Linked DNA regions of Homo sapiens: region 1 is linked to region 2. A link is a contact called in ENCODE Hi-C or POLR2A ChIA-PET data. All regions are on one chromosome and are shown on one strand. The core of a region is the stretch at or near the end of the contact, and the rest is flanking DNA. Distances in the headings are between cores, read along the strand shown.

Region 1 (7,378 bases), core at 479-2,978, 150 kb after region 2:
CTGGAAATGTGAATGCCCTTCGTGTGTTTTTTACTTTGACTATAAACTCATCTGCAACCAAAATATAGACTCCCACACAATAATAACGGGAGACTTTAACACCCTAATGTCAACATTAGACAGATCAACGAGACAGAAAGTTAACAAGGATATCCAGGAATTGAACTCAGCTCTGCACCAAGCAGACCTAATAGACATCTACAGAACTCTCCACCCCAAATCAACAGAATCTACATTCTTCTTAGCACCGCACAGCACTTATTCCAAAATTGACCACACAGTTGGAAGTAAAGCACTCCTCAGCAAATGTAAAAGAACAGAAATTATAACAAACTGTCTCTCAGACCACAGTGCAATCAAACTAGAACTCAGGATTAAGAAACTCACTCAAAACCACTCAACTACATGGAAACTGAACAACCTGCTCCTGAATGACTACTGGGTATATAACAAAATGAAGGCAGAAATAAAGATGTTCTTAGAAACCAATGAGAACAAAGACACAACATACCAGAATCTCTGAGACACATTTAAAGCAGTGTGTAGAGGGAAATTTATAGCACTAAATGCCCACAAGAGAAAGCAGGAAAGATCTAAAATTGACACCCTAACATCATAATGAAAAGAACTAGAGAAGCAACAGCAAACACATTCAAAAGCTAGCAGAAGGCAAGAAATAAGTAAGATCAGAGCAGAACTGAAGGAAATAGAGACACAAAAAACCCTTCAAAAAAATCAATGAATCCAGGAGCTGGTTTTTTGAAAAGATCAACAAAATTGATAGACCGCTAGCAAGACTCATAAAGAAGAAAAGAGAGAAGAATCAAATAGACGCAATAAAAAATGATAAAGGGGATATCACCACTGATCCCACAGAAATACAAGCTACCATCAGAGAATACTACAAACACCTCTACACAAGTACACTAGAAAATCTAGAAGGAAATGGATAAATTCCTGGACACATACACCCTCCCAAGACTAAACCAGGAAGAAGCTGAATCTCTGAATAGACCAATAACAGGCTCTGAAATTGAGGAAATAATTAATAGCCTCTCCCTGGGAATGGGCGGGCCTGGGTCCAGTCCACAGGGCCCCTCGTGGGCCCTGATGAAGGAAAGAGTTGAGATGGGGGCAGCGCTGGACCCCAGGGCCCCTGCCTGCCTCCTGGAGAGCCCGGTGACCCAGGCAGCCCTGGTGAGGCTGTGGGTGCCTGGGCCATAGCGAGGCCCGCGAGCTCCCACAGGACAGATGCGGACAGTGAGGCCGGGGAGGCCCTGCTGCCCTCCGAACTGTCCCTCCAGCCCCCAGCTTTCTGTGGTTCTCTGGGCCCCCTCTGCAGAGGGGCAGGGGAGCCCACCCTGGATCCTGAGACGCCAAGCTTGAGGGACCCCCAGAGCTCTAGCGAGGCTGCTTCCTTTGCGGATGGTGAAGCTGAGGTCCAGAGGAGGGCAGGGGCAGGTCCTGGGCGCTCCCTAGGCAAAGGGAGCCGATCTCCGGGAGGCGGTCACAGGGAGCGCTCCTGCGACTTCTAGGGCCCGAAAGCTGGGGAGGATGAGAGACCAGGGGCCTTTCGTCGTCCCCTGGGCTGGGCAGAGGCTCAGCCTGTGCCGCAACCCTAAGCGGCTTCTGGCAAGTCCGAGCCGCGGTCCCTTTAAGAGGGGGTGGAGCTTCAACCTGGCACTAGGGATGCTGCTAGCGTGCGTGTCCCTACGGAGCTGAGACTGCAGTTCCTGCGACGCCCCTGCAGCAGCAGCAGCGTGGTCAGAGCGAGCTTCTGAGCGGTGGTGGGTTCCATGTGATGGTGGAGTAGGAGACAGGTCTCCGCGGTCAGTGGCGGGGGCGTGGACCCCACCGGGAACCCTCCCTGCTCCTTCCCTGCCTCTCCCTGTTTTCGTGCCCGCACTTCTTCGTGGGCATCTGGGCCCGAGTCCTCCGCTTGGGGGCGGTTGTGCGGTCCTGGCTACTGCAGCGTCCGCACCCCGGCCGGGAAGGCTATGCCAATGTCCGACCCGCGTCCAGCGTATAGGAGCGCCCTGGCCCACAGCTGGCGGTAAAACGCGGGACCTGGGTCCCTCGGAGCCCCAGGGGCCTCTGAGCTGGAGTCTAGGATTATTTTTGATGCCTCAGCACCTTTAAAAAGAGACCTCGCTAGAGCAGGGGGCATCTGTATTTTCAGTTCTTTGAGGAGTCTCCAGCTATTTAGCTGTTTTCCATGGTGTGTATCCTAATTTTCATTTCCACCTACAGTGTATGAGTTTCCCTTTCTCCAAAACCACACCCGCATTCCTACTATTTTTGGTTTGGGGTTTGTTTTGTTTTTGTTTTTGTTTTGAGACGGAGTCTTGCTCTGTCTTACAGGCTGGAGTGCAGTGGCGCCATCTCGGCCGACTGCAACCGCTGCCTGGTTTTAAGCAAGTCTCCTGTCTCAGCCTCCAGAGTAGCTGGGACTACAGGCGCCGCCACCATGCCCAGCTCATTTTTGTATTTTTAGTAGAGATGGGGTTTCACGATATTGGTCAGGCTGGTCTCAAACTCCTGACCTCAGGTGACCCACCTGCCTCAGCCTCGCAAAGTGCAGAGATTACAGGCATGAGACACCGTTCCCAGCCCCTCCTATTTTTTTAAAAAAATCAAGGAATATTCGATAAGTGTGAGATTATCTGTGTGTGGTTTTGAATTACAGTTTTCTAATGAATAGTTGATTTTGAGGACCTTATCTCTTATTTGTTGTTCGATTTTATGGCTGTGCAGAATTGTCTGTTCAGGTTCTTTGCAAAATATTAGATTGGATGCTTTTGCTACTTTGTAGTGTTTTTTGTGTACATATTAGATGACAACTCCTCGTGAATTACAAGATTGCCTGAAATTTTTGCCTAATCTATAGGATGCTTTTTTAATTGGAAAGTAGTTTTCTTTGATGTGCAGAAACTTTTCATGTTGATGTAGTCAACATGATATTTATTTTTGCGTTTCATGCATGTAATTTTCGTCACCCATATAAGAAAATAATATGTCAGTGACAAAGCATTTAATTGTCAATGAGGTTTTTCTTCCAGGGTGTTTATTTTCCTCTTTGCAAAGGTGAGCAGAGATTCAAGTGACCCAAAATATATGCTCATCCTGTGTTTTAGTTAAAAACATTTTGTAGTTTATGGTCTTTTGTTTTGCCTTCAATTTGGGGGAGTGGGTGTTCATTTTCATACATCGTGTAAAATAAGGTCCTATTTCTCGCTTCTGCATCTGGATATCATTTTTGTCAAAGGTATTCATTCTCTGCCTTCCACATTGCAGTGTTCTTTATCAAAGTCAGTTGATTGTGTCCATATTTGTGTTGATCATGTTTTTGTCCTCCCTGTTTTTGTCCATAGTTTATGCAAGTATCATATATCAGCTGTATAACTACAACTTGGCAGTGTAATTTGATATTAAGGATTGTGGGTCTTCACTTTGTATTTCTCAGGATTCCTTTAGATATTCATTGCTTTTGTGGTTCCCTGTGATTTTTAGCAATACGTATTTATTTCTGTTAACTTTTTTTCACAACATAAAGGTCCATAATTAGGGGTACATTTTCATACATACAGATTGGGTAATGATCAAATCAGGGTACTTAGGATCTCTATTTGCTCATCCAGGTTTTTTTTTTTTTTGTGGGGAGAACATTCAAAATTCTCCCTTCTTACTCTAGAAAAATATGATATTGTTAACTCCAGTCACCAGGCTGAGGAGGAGAACCTCAGATTTGTTCCTTTAATGTTAAGATAACTTTGTTTCCATAATCAATCCTTCCCCATTCCCCCTCTATCTCCCAAACTCTGGTAACCAATATTGTGCTTTTTACTTCATTAAGATAAACATCTTAAGATTTCACATGAGTGGTATCATGCAGTGTTTTTCTAGGCCTAGCTCCTTACATTTAACATAATGTTTTCCAGGTTCATCTGCGTTGCTCTAAATGGGACTGTTTCATTATTTTGATGGCTGAAGAATATTTCCTAGTGTATGTATATGAGAGTTTCTTGATCTCTTTATCTGTGGATGAACAGGTAGGTTGAATTTACACCCAGTAATGGGACTGCTAGATGGAATGGTATTTCTTTTTTTCCTATTCTTTGCAAGACCTCTAACTGTTTTTTATAGTGTTAATACTAATTTATGTTTGCACAAACAGTTCCCCTTTCTGGCAATTCATACCAGGAATTGTCTTTTTAAATATTTTGATCTTTTTGTAATGTTCATTCTATTGGAGTGAGATAAGATCTGAGTGTGGTTTTGATCTGCATTTTTCTCATGAGTAGTAATGTTAACCACGTTTTTGTAGACATTCGGTCAGTTTCCTGTCTTCTTTGGAAAAATATCTAATCCGGTTATTTGCCCAGTTTTTGTCTGGCAATTGTTCTGTTGTTTTGTTATTTTTTTGCCAGCTGGTAGTATGACTGGCTTGTACCTTTTCAAAAATAATCCCTTATCCCAAACTTGTAATTTTTAGTGTGCCTTTTTATTTTGTTTATTGTTTCCTTTGTTGGTCACAAATGCTTCAGCTTGACGTGGTCCCACATGTGCATAATTTCTTGGTGGCTGTGCTGTTGGTTACTAATCAAGAAAAAACAAAATCACTACCAAAGCAGTCCCTTGTCAATAATTTTTTTCCCTTGTATTTTTGTTTACTTTTTGTGAACCCTGAGCATACATCCAAGTTGCTCTAAATATACGCACACCCGAGGTTGTCTTTATAGGAGCTTTATGGTTGCAAGTTTTGTGTATAATCTTTAATCATTTTGAGTTGATTATTGTGTATCTAGTACCATAAGGGTCCTGTATTACCCTTTTGCATATGGATATCTAGTTTCGGAAGTCTTCCCTGTTGTGTCATTTTGGTGGTGTTTTGAAAAATGTGTTCATTCCATATAAATTTTTGTTTATTATTGAGCACATTCATTTTGCTCACTGGTCTGTGTTTCTCTGTCTATGCCAGTAACATATGGGTTTGTTAACTACGGATTTTCATTTAATTAGAACTCAGGGAATGTGATGCATCCCGTATGGTTTGTATTTCTCAGAATAGCTTTGGAAATTCAGGGTGTTTCACATTTCCACATAAATTTTGGCATTGTTTCTTTATACTTCCTAAAACACTATTTGTCATATACTAAATGTATACAATTAGAAGGTACAAGGAAGGTTTTCATACATGTATATGTTGAATAATGATAAAATCAGGTTATTTAGCATCTCTTCATCTCATATAGTTATTATTTTTGGTAACAACATTCAGAATCTTTCCTTCCAGCTACTTTGAAATATATGATACATTTGTGTTAAGGCTAGTCACGCTGCTGTGGAATAGAAGGCCAGAATTGATCACTATCATCTGAGAGTAACTTTGTACCCATCACTGATTCCTTCCGAGACTGCCTCCACTTCCCCAGCAGCCTCTGGTAAGCCCTATTGAACTTTCTACTTCTAGAAGATAAAGCTTTTTTCAGTCTACATGTGTGAGATCACGTGGCATGGGACTTTCTCTACCAGGCTTATTCTTTGGACCTTGTTCTTCAGATTTCTTCATGTGGCTGCAGATGGCAGGATTTCCCAAAGGTTTATGGCTGCAACATATTCCGTGGTGTATCTGTACAGCAGTTTCCTCATTCCTGCAGCTGTGTTTGAACAGGTAGGTTGGTTCTCTACCTTGGCCACAGTTAAGAGTGCTTTAGTACCCATGGGAAGGCAGATAGCTCTCTTCAACCTAGGGACTTCAACTGCTTTAAATGTGGAACCAGTGGTGGGGCTGTTAGCTGACATGGTAGTTGTACTGTGAATTTTTTTCAGAAACCTCTAGCTGTTTTTCATAGTGTGTATACTAATTTACATCCCCACCAATAGCGTTTAAGAGGTTACCTTTCTGTAAGTCTACACTGGATGTCACCTTCAAAAATTCGTGTTTTGTTTTTGGTAGTACTCATTCTGAGTGGAATGAGACAGAATCTTAGTGTGGTTTTCATGGACATTTTTTTGTGAGGTTTAGTGATGTTGAGAAAGTTATTTGAGAAATCCCCACATTGCTTTCCATGGTGTCCGAACTAGTTTGCATTTCCACCAACAGCAGACCAGCATCCCTCCTCCTCTGCCTTGCTGGTGTTCATTCTTGTGGACTGTGTCATAATTGTCATTCATCAGAATGTGTGAAATACTATCTCATGGGCCTTTTGCTTTGCATTTCTCTGATGATTCCTGAGGTAAAGAAATGTCTTGTCTGTTGGTTGCTGTAAACCTTCTTTTGAGATGCATGTTTTCATGCCCCTTACCCTTTCTTCATTGAGTTTTTGTTTTTCTGATTTATTTGCTTAATGTATTTGAAGTAGATTCTGGATATTAGACTTCATCAGATGCAGATGTGGGAACATTTTCTCCCATTGTGTAGGCTGTCTGTTTACTGTGTTGGTAATTTCTTCTGCTGTGCAGCAGCTCTTTTGTATATTAGGCCCCACTTGTCAATAATTGTTTTAGTTGCAATTGCTTTTGGGGACTTAGGCACAGCCATGCTCTGCCAAATCCTCTGTCAAGAAGGGTATTTCCAAGTTCTCTTGCAGGCTTTTCATAGTTTGAGGTCTTGCGTTTACATCTTCATTCATCTTGAGTTAATTTCTGTACAGGGTGAGACACAGGGGCCCACTGTTTTTCTTCTGCAACTGGCTAGCAGTTTATCCTGGCACCATCTATTGAGAGGAGGGAGTCCTTTCTCCAAAGCTTATTTTCGTGGATTTTTTTGAAGATCAGATGGTGTTAGGGGTGTGGGTTTACATCTGGGTCCTCTAATTTGTTCCACTGCTCTGTGTGAAATGGGGTCCCTAGCTTTTCAATGAAATTAAAAATCAGGAAGTGTGACACAACCAATGTAGTTTGGACTTCTCAGGATTGCTTTAGAAATTCAGGGTGTTTTGTGGTCTGCATGAATTTTAGCATTGTGTATTTACGTATTTTTTAAAAGGTTGGCCATATAGTAAAGGTATACAATGGGGGGAGTTAGAGTGGGGCATTTTGGTTAATGCAGACATAGAGGAATGTTAAAATCAGGATATTTAGAGTCTCTGTTATCACAAAGTTGTTAATTTCTTTATGGTGAAAACATTTGGAATCTTCTTTTCCAGATTTTGTGAAAAAGATGTGATGTTTTGTTAACCTCTGGTCACTGTGCTGTGGAACAGAGAGGAACAATTCATTCCTCTCATCTAAGTGTAATTTTGGACCTATTTCTGATCCCTGCCCATACCCCTGCTTCCCTCCAATCTCTGGAAACCACTGTTATGCTCTCTAGATCTATTGCAATAAAGCCTTTTATTTTGGGTTCTACATGAGTGAGATGTGGCAATGTTTTTCT
Region 2 (6,833 bases), core at 4,052-6,551:
GCCTCTGGCAGCGCAGCTTCAGGCTGTCCTGACACCACCCCTGCCCCTTGCACCTCCGCATCGTCCTCCTTGCCCCGAGGCAATCCCATTCCCTGGATCCCATTCGTGGCCCACTCCCACGATCTACCGCTAGGATATACCAGCGCCCCCGTGATCCGAGGTAAGTCAGATTCTGATCATCTTGTGCAAGCAACTCACAAGCAGAGGCCCTGTGCAGTCAGGAGAAATCTATACCTTTCCCCTTGGACATCCAAGAGCAAGTTAGATCCCCTAAAGGCCAGCTCTCACCAATAACCCTGACATTTCCAATATAAATGAGAGAGAACTCTCTGTTTTGAGACAAGGTCTTGCTATATTGCCCAGGCTGGAGTGCACTGCACCATGACAGCTCACTGCAGCCTCTTAACTCCTGGGCTTAAGCAATCCTTCCGCCTCAGCATCCCAAGTAGCCAGGACTACAGGCATGCGCCACCGCACCCTGCTAATTTTTAAATTTTTTTGTAGAGACGGGGTCTCACTGTGTTACCAGGCTGATCTTGAACTCCTGGGCTTAAGTGATGGGACCGCCTCCGCATCCTGAAGTGCTAGGGTTACAGGTGTGAGCCACCACGCTGGAGAGAGGCCTCTTATGTAGCCTTCACTGTAAAAATTAAGCTAGCTTCCCTTGACTCCCGAAGCCAGAATTCCTAGCATAATTTTCTCAAGTCACAAGGTGCCGAAATATATCTAATTATTTCCCAGTCAAGAATTCCTACTTTTGGCCAGGCGCAGTGGCTCACGCCTGTAATCCCAGCACTTTAGGAGGCTGAGGCAGGAAGATCACCTGACGTCAGGAGTTTGAGACCAGCCTGGCCAACATGGTGAAATCCCATCTCTACTAAAAATACAAAAATTAGCTAGTGTGGTGGCGCATGCCTCTAATCTCAGCTACTTGGGAGGCTGAGGCAGGAAAATCGCTTGAACCTGGGATGTAGAGGTTGCAGTAAGCCGAGATCGCACCACTGTACTCCAGCCTGGGTGACAGAGACTCCCTCTCAAAAAATAAATAAAAAATAAAAGTGATAAATTGGCAGCTGGCGCCAGGGACAGGCCATTTCTTGATGGGCCACACCTATTTCACTAAAGTGTTAATTGAATGCAGATTCCAGGGAGAATCAACTTCCCAGGCATGTGCATTAAGAGACAAAGTAGTGGAGTATGACCTTCCAGGGGCACCCCACCCGAAAACCTCAGATGGGCATGCATACAGTTTCCTAAACACACTGCATGTGTTTAGGAACTCCCAAGGGTAAGGAGGGTACTGTACATGTGGGCAGCCCACCCTATGGGAAGGATCATGGGAAAGGGGCTAGTCTAGAAAGTCCTAGGATCAAGGTTAAACACCACACTTGACTTTCATGTGCCCACTTAGGTCTCTTCCAAGCATACTTTCCTTTCTTTCCTGTTCTAAAGCCTTTTAAAATACACTTCCACTCCTGCTCTGAAACTTGCTTTGGTCTCTTTTTCTGCCTTATGCTCCTCAGTCGAATTCCTTCTTCTGAGGAACCAAGAATTGTGGTTGCTGAAGACCCATCCGGATTCACTGCCAGTGACTTGGACACCTTCCACTGCTAACACTATTAACTCGGACACCTTCCACTGCTAACACAATAACACTGGGTTATTGTGTTTATTTGGAGAGTAAGTATGGTTTAAGGAGATGTGTATGGGTGCCAGGTTGACAAGGGGTGGACTTTTGATGGTTAATTCTATATGTCAACTTGTCTGGGCCACTGGATGCACTCATATCTGGTTACACATTATTTCCTGGCAGGTCTGTAAGGGTGTTTTCAGAAGAAAGTGGCATTTAAATTGGTGGTGCAAGCAGCCATGCATACATTTCTGCAGTAGCTTCCCTATAGCTTGCAGGAACCAGAGCGGGCAATAAGAGCCCCATCCTCCAAATACTGGGGATCTGTGCTCTGATTGATGATGGCTGCTGTTGATTGTGAAAATGCAGACAAAGAGGCAGGCAGCCACTGCTGCAATCTCCACTGCTATGTTTGCAACGTCCCTCCTCAACCCTCACTGCCTCCCTGGGTACACACCTTCCAGGAGGTTTTTATGGATCAGCACCTCCTCCTGCCTTCATTTTTCTTTTCTCCTTCTTGGGAACCAGATGTTTAGGACTAGGACATTCAAAAGCAACCACATACCAGGCACAGTGGCTCATACCTGTAATTTCAACACTTCTGGAGGCTGAGGGAGGAAGAGAGCCTCAGTCCAGGAGTTTGAGACCAGTCTGGGCAACATAGTAAGACAAAAAAAAAAAAAAAAAAAAAAAAATTAGCCAGGCATGGTGGTGTGTGCCTGTAATCCCAGTTACTAGGGAAGCTGAGGCAGGAGGATGACTTGAGCCCAGGAGTTCCAGGCTGCAAGTGAGCTATAATCGCACCACTGCACTCCTGCCTGGATGAATTTCTCTCCACTCAGGATATCCTCCCTCCCAGCAGTAATATTGCTACCATTCATTCCAGCTGTCCATAAACCATAATTACTGAATACATGTTGCCATAATTTTTTTGAGCAAACTGTCATCTGTTAAAAAAAAATAAAGATTATATTTTATCTTAATTTATTCCTTCTCTAATGCACTTCCCTTTTTTTAGATCCAAATTTCCTATATCATTTTCCTTCTTTTTTTGAAACAAGGTCTCTCTGTGTTGTCCAAGCTGGAGTGCAGTGGTGCAATCATGGCTCGCTGCATCTCAGCCTTCTCAGTAGCTGGGACTGCAGGTGTGCACCACCATGCAGGCAAATTTTTTAGTTCTTTGTGGAGACAGGGTCTGGCTATATTGCCCAGGCTGGTCTCCAACTCTTGGGCTCAAGAGATGCTCCTGCTTTGGCCTCTCAAAGTGCTGGGATTACAGGCATCAGCCATGCACCTGACTTTTCATTTCTGTTGTGTTTTTGACTTCTTACATTTTCTTTTAGTTTTTTGAGACAGAATCTCACTCTGTTGCTCGGGATGGAGTGCAGTGGCAGGATCCCAGCTTGCTGGAAACTCCACCTCCTGAGTTCAAGCAATTCTTCGGCCTCGGCCTCCTGAGTAGTTGGGATTACAGATATAAACCACTATGCCTGCCTTTTTTTTTTTTTTTTTTTTTTTTTGAGATGGAGTCTTGTTCTGTCGCCCAGGCTGGAGTGCAGTGGTACCATCTTGGCTCACTGCAAGCTCCGCCTCCCGGGTTCACGCCATTCTCCTACCTCAGCTTCCCGAGTAGCTGGGACCACAGGCGCCCACCACCATGCCCGGCTAATTTTTTGTATTTTTAGTAGAGATGGGGTTTCACCGTGTTAGCCAGGATGGTCTCGATCTCCTGACCTCGTGATCCGCCCGCCTCGGCCTCCAAATAATTTTTGTATTTTTAGTAGAGATGGGTTTTCACCATGTTGCCCAGGCTGGTCTTGAACTCCTGACCTCAAGTGATTCACCCACCTCAGCCTCCCAAAATGTTGGGATTAGAGGTGTGAGCCACTGTGCTTGGCCAACTTCTCGCATTTTCTTTTCTTTTTTTTCCTTTTTTTTTTTTTTTTCTGAGATGGAGTCTTACTCTGTTGCCCAGGCTTGAAGGCAGTGGCATGATCTCAGCTCACTGCAACCTCCACCTCCTGGATTCAAGCAATCCTCCCACCTTAGCCTCCCAAGTAGCTGGAATTACAGGTGCATGCCACCACGCTAGCTAATTTTTGTATTTTTTAGTAGAGATGGGATATCACCATGTTGGCCAGGCTGGTCTTGAACTCCTGACCTCAAATGATCTGCCCAACTTGGCCTCCCAAAGTGCTGGGATTACAGACATGAGCCACCCTGCCTGGCCTTCACATTTTCTTTAGATTATTTCTTAGAATGTCTACTTCTCTGTTCCCATTATCAGTCTGTAATCTCATGTTGTCCACTTTTTCCATTAGAGCCCTTAGCATATTAATCATAGTTGTATTCCATTTCTTGGTCTGATAATTCCAACATCTCTGCCATATTTAAGTCTGGCTCTGATGTTTGCTGTGTCTTCAAACTGTGTTGTTTTTTATTATGCCTTGCAAGTTTTTGTTGAGGGCTGGTCGTGCTCAACCAGTAAATGGACTTTCTGTGTGAAGTTTTATGTTGGTCTGGTTAGGGGTTGCGCCATGTGTTCTGTTTGTTAACTGGAGGTGTCAGAGGCTTAAACCTCCTCTAGTGTCTTAGTTTTTGTCTCCCTGTTGCCTTTACGGTTTCCTAGAGATTTCTTGAATAAGCTCTGAGATGAGCAGTTCTTTCACTTGTATCCCCTGTTATTATACAGGAGCCCCGCTGATGTGGCAGTAAGATGTGGGGAAAGGAGAGCCAGAGCAGGCTGGGGTTAGCTATGTTCCCTTCCTCCAGGTTTGCTGGTATCTGGCAAAATTATGATTGGCCTGGCTGTGATTTTTTTTTTTTTTTTGAGGGCAGGCCTTGTAAAAAAAATAAGACTTCTTTTTATTTTTATTATTTTTAAATTTATTTATTTATTTATTTATTTTTTGAGACACAGTCTCACCCTGTCACCCAGGCTGGAGTGCAATGGCGCGATCTTGGCTCACTGCAACCTCCACCTCCTGGGTTCAAGTGATTCTCCTGCCTCAGCCTCCGGAGTAGCTGGGATTACAGGTGTGAGCCACCGCGCCCAGCCTCTTATTTTTAGGCAGCATCTCACTCTGTCACTTAGGCTGGAGTTCAGTGGTGCCATCATAGCTCACTGCAGCCTCGACCTCTGGGGTTCCAGCAATCCTCCCGCCTTAGCCTCCCGAGCAGTTGGGACTACAGGCGCAAGACACCATGCCCGGGTTTTTTTTCTTTTAATTTTTTAGAGACGGGGTCTCACTTTCCATTCAGGCTGGAAAGGATGCCTGGATGCCTTTTATTATTATTTTTTTAGACAGAGTCTCTGTCGTCCAGATTGGAGTGCAGCGGTGCGATCTCGACTCACTGCAACCTCTGCCTCCCGGTTCAAGCTATTCTCCTGCCTCAGCCTCCAGAGTAGCTGGGATTACTGGCTCCCGCCACTACACCCGGCTACATTTTGTATTTTTAGTAGAGTTGGGGTTTCGCCATGTTGGTCAGGCTGGTCACGAACTCCTGACCTCAAATGATCCGTCCGCCTCGGCCTCCCAAACTTCGGGGATTACAGGCGTGAGCCCCGGCGCCCAGCCCTGGATGCCTTGTAAATCACTACTCACCCAGGAAGAGCCAGCGACAGGCCCCGCCCCCGCCAACCGCCTCGCGCCTTCCGTCGCCCGGTTTCCATGGTGACGGGGCGCCAGGCTAGGGCGGCCTGGCCACTGAGCCGGGGTGCAGTGGCAGCGGGAGAGTACCTGGCGATGGCGATATGAGCGGTGCGGGGGTGGCGGCTGGGACGCGGCCCCCCAGCTCGCCGACCCCGGGCTCTCGGCGCCGGCGCCAGCGCCCCTCTGTGGGCGTCCAGTCCTTGAGGCCGCAGAGCCCGCAGCTCAGGCAGAGCGACCCGCAGAAACGGAACCTGGACCTGGAGAAAAGCCTGCAGTTCCTGCAGCAGCAGCACTCGGAGATGCTGGCCAAGCTCCATGAGGAGATCGAGCATCTGAAGCGGGAAAACAAGGGTGAGCCGGCGCGGGGCCCTAGGCCGGCCCTGCCTCCCCAGGCACACTCAACACTGCCGCTCCCGCAGCACAGAAACACAGCCATCAACTCCAGCACACGCCTGGGCTCAGGGGGAACACAGGACGGTAAGCCCGCCCTGCCACGCTGAGCTGTCCCCTCCTCCCAGAGGGAGACCCGCGTGGCCCCCGGGCAGTGCCGACCCTGTCTGCCTGTCTCGTAGGGCAGCAGCATTTCAGATGCTGACTCCGCCAATCCTCTCCTCTCCAAGCAGGGTCAGACACACCTCTGTTAAAAACTTTATAGAGGGGCCCGGGCGCGGCGGCTCACGCCTGTAATTCCAGCACTTTGGGAGGCCGAGACGGGCGGATCACGAGGTCAGGAGATCGAGACCATCCTGGCTAACACGGTGAAATCTCGTCTCTACTAAAAATACAAAACAATTAGCTAGGCGTGGTGGTGGGCGTCTGTAGTCCCAGCTACTCGGGAGGCTGAAGCAGGAGAATGGCGTGAACCCGGGAGGCGGAGCTTGCAGTGAGCCGAGATCTTGCGACTGCACTCCAGCCTCGGTGACAGAGCGAGACTCCGTCTCAAAAAAACAAAAACAAAAACTTTATACAGGGAAACGTGCCCAAGTGCGAGTGCGCAGCTCAATGAATTTCTTCCAGCTAAACACATCGGATCAGGAGCAGGCATTCCCCCGCCCCCCACCCCGTCCCCGCTTCGCCTGTGCCCATGCTGTCCTCCGGCGGGGCCTTCCCAACTGCACCCTTAGCTGCTCCTCACCCCCACGCCCCCCTTTCTCCCTCCCTCCTCCCCCACCCCTCCTGCCCCGAGCAGAAGGAGGGCCCGCCAGGATGTGGGATGTGGCTCCGCTCCTCGATCTTGCTTCAGGAGGGCTCCAGCAAGGGCACCAGTGCCCGCGGCCTCCTCTCCCGCCCCGTTCCCTGGTGCTGCCTTACCTGAGTGCCGAGTATCCCATCACCAGGCGTCTGTTTTGTCAGGACCCCGCTTCCCCATGTCTTCTTGAGCCTCAGGACGCCCAGTTCCTAATGTCTTCTTGAGCCTCCCCCGCAGTCCCTGATCCCCACGGGATCATGACACTGCCATAGCCAGGGGTTCCGGAGTTCACCTCTGTACCCCTAAAGCCCAGGCCCTGCCTGGGCAGTGTGGATGCCCTCCAGTCATCTCAGATGGATGA

Evidence for each region. Hi-C counts contacts between places; a loop is a spot of excess contacts on that map. ChIA-PET counts read pairs that join two places held with the same protein, here RNA polymerase II (POLR2A). Pooled maps may share reads with other maps.
Region 1: a loop to region 2 is called in a map of B cell, with 14 times the contacts of the local background. The contact joins the promoter of LINC03124 here to the promoter of CCDC74A in region 2. A Hi-C loop is called at or near these places in 3 of 168 maps with a recorded cell type or tissue (B cell, OCI-LY7 and naive thymus-derived CD4-positive, alpha-beta T cell), 13 of 37 single-sample maps with no recorded cell type and 17 of 50 pooled maps. POLR2A ChIA-PET finds 5 or more read pairs at or near these places in 1 of 52 experiments (activated T-cell).

What each region holds. Positions count from the first base shown.
Region 1 is chr2:131,680,771-131,688,148 of GRCh38, forward strand. It overlaps LINC03124 (long intergenic non-protein coding RNA 3124), which reads left to right and starts at 1,729. Exons shown (of 10, transcript NR_167889.1): 1 at 1,729-2,218; 2 at 3,939-4,049; 3 at 5,294-5,441; 4 at 5,560-5,671. RefSeq lists an enhancer at 1,162-1,281 and a silencer at 1,652-1,701.
Region 2 is chr2:131,522,587-131,529,419 of GRCh38, forward strand. It overlaps CCDC74A (coiled-coil domain containing 74A), which reads left to right and starts at 5,302. Exons shown (of 8, transcript NM_001258306.3): 1 at 5,302-5,634. The coding sequence starts at 5,385. RefSeq lists silencers at 5,161-5,240, 5,311-5,390 and enhancers at 5,441-5,490, 6,770-6,819.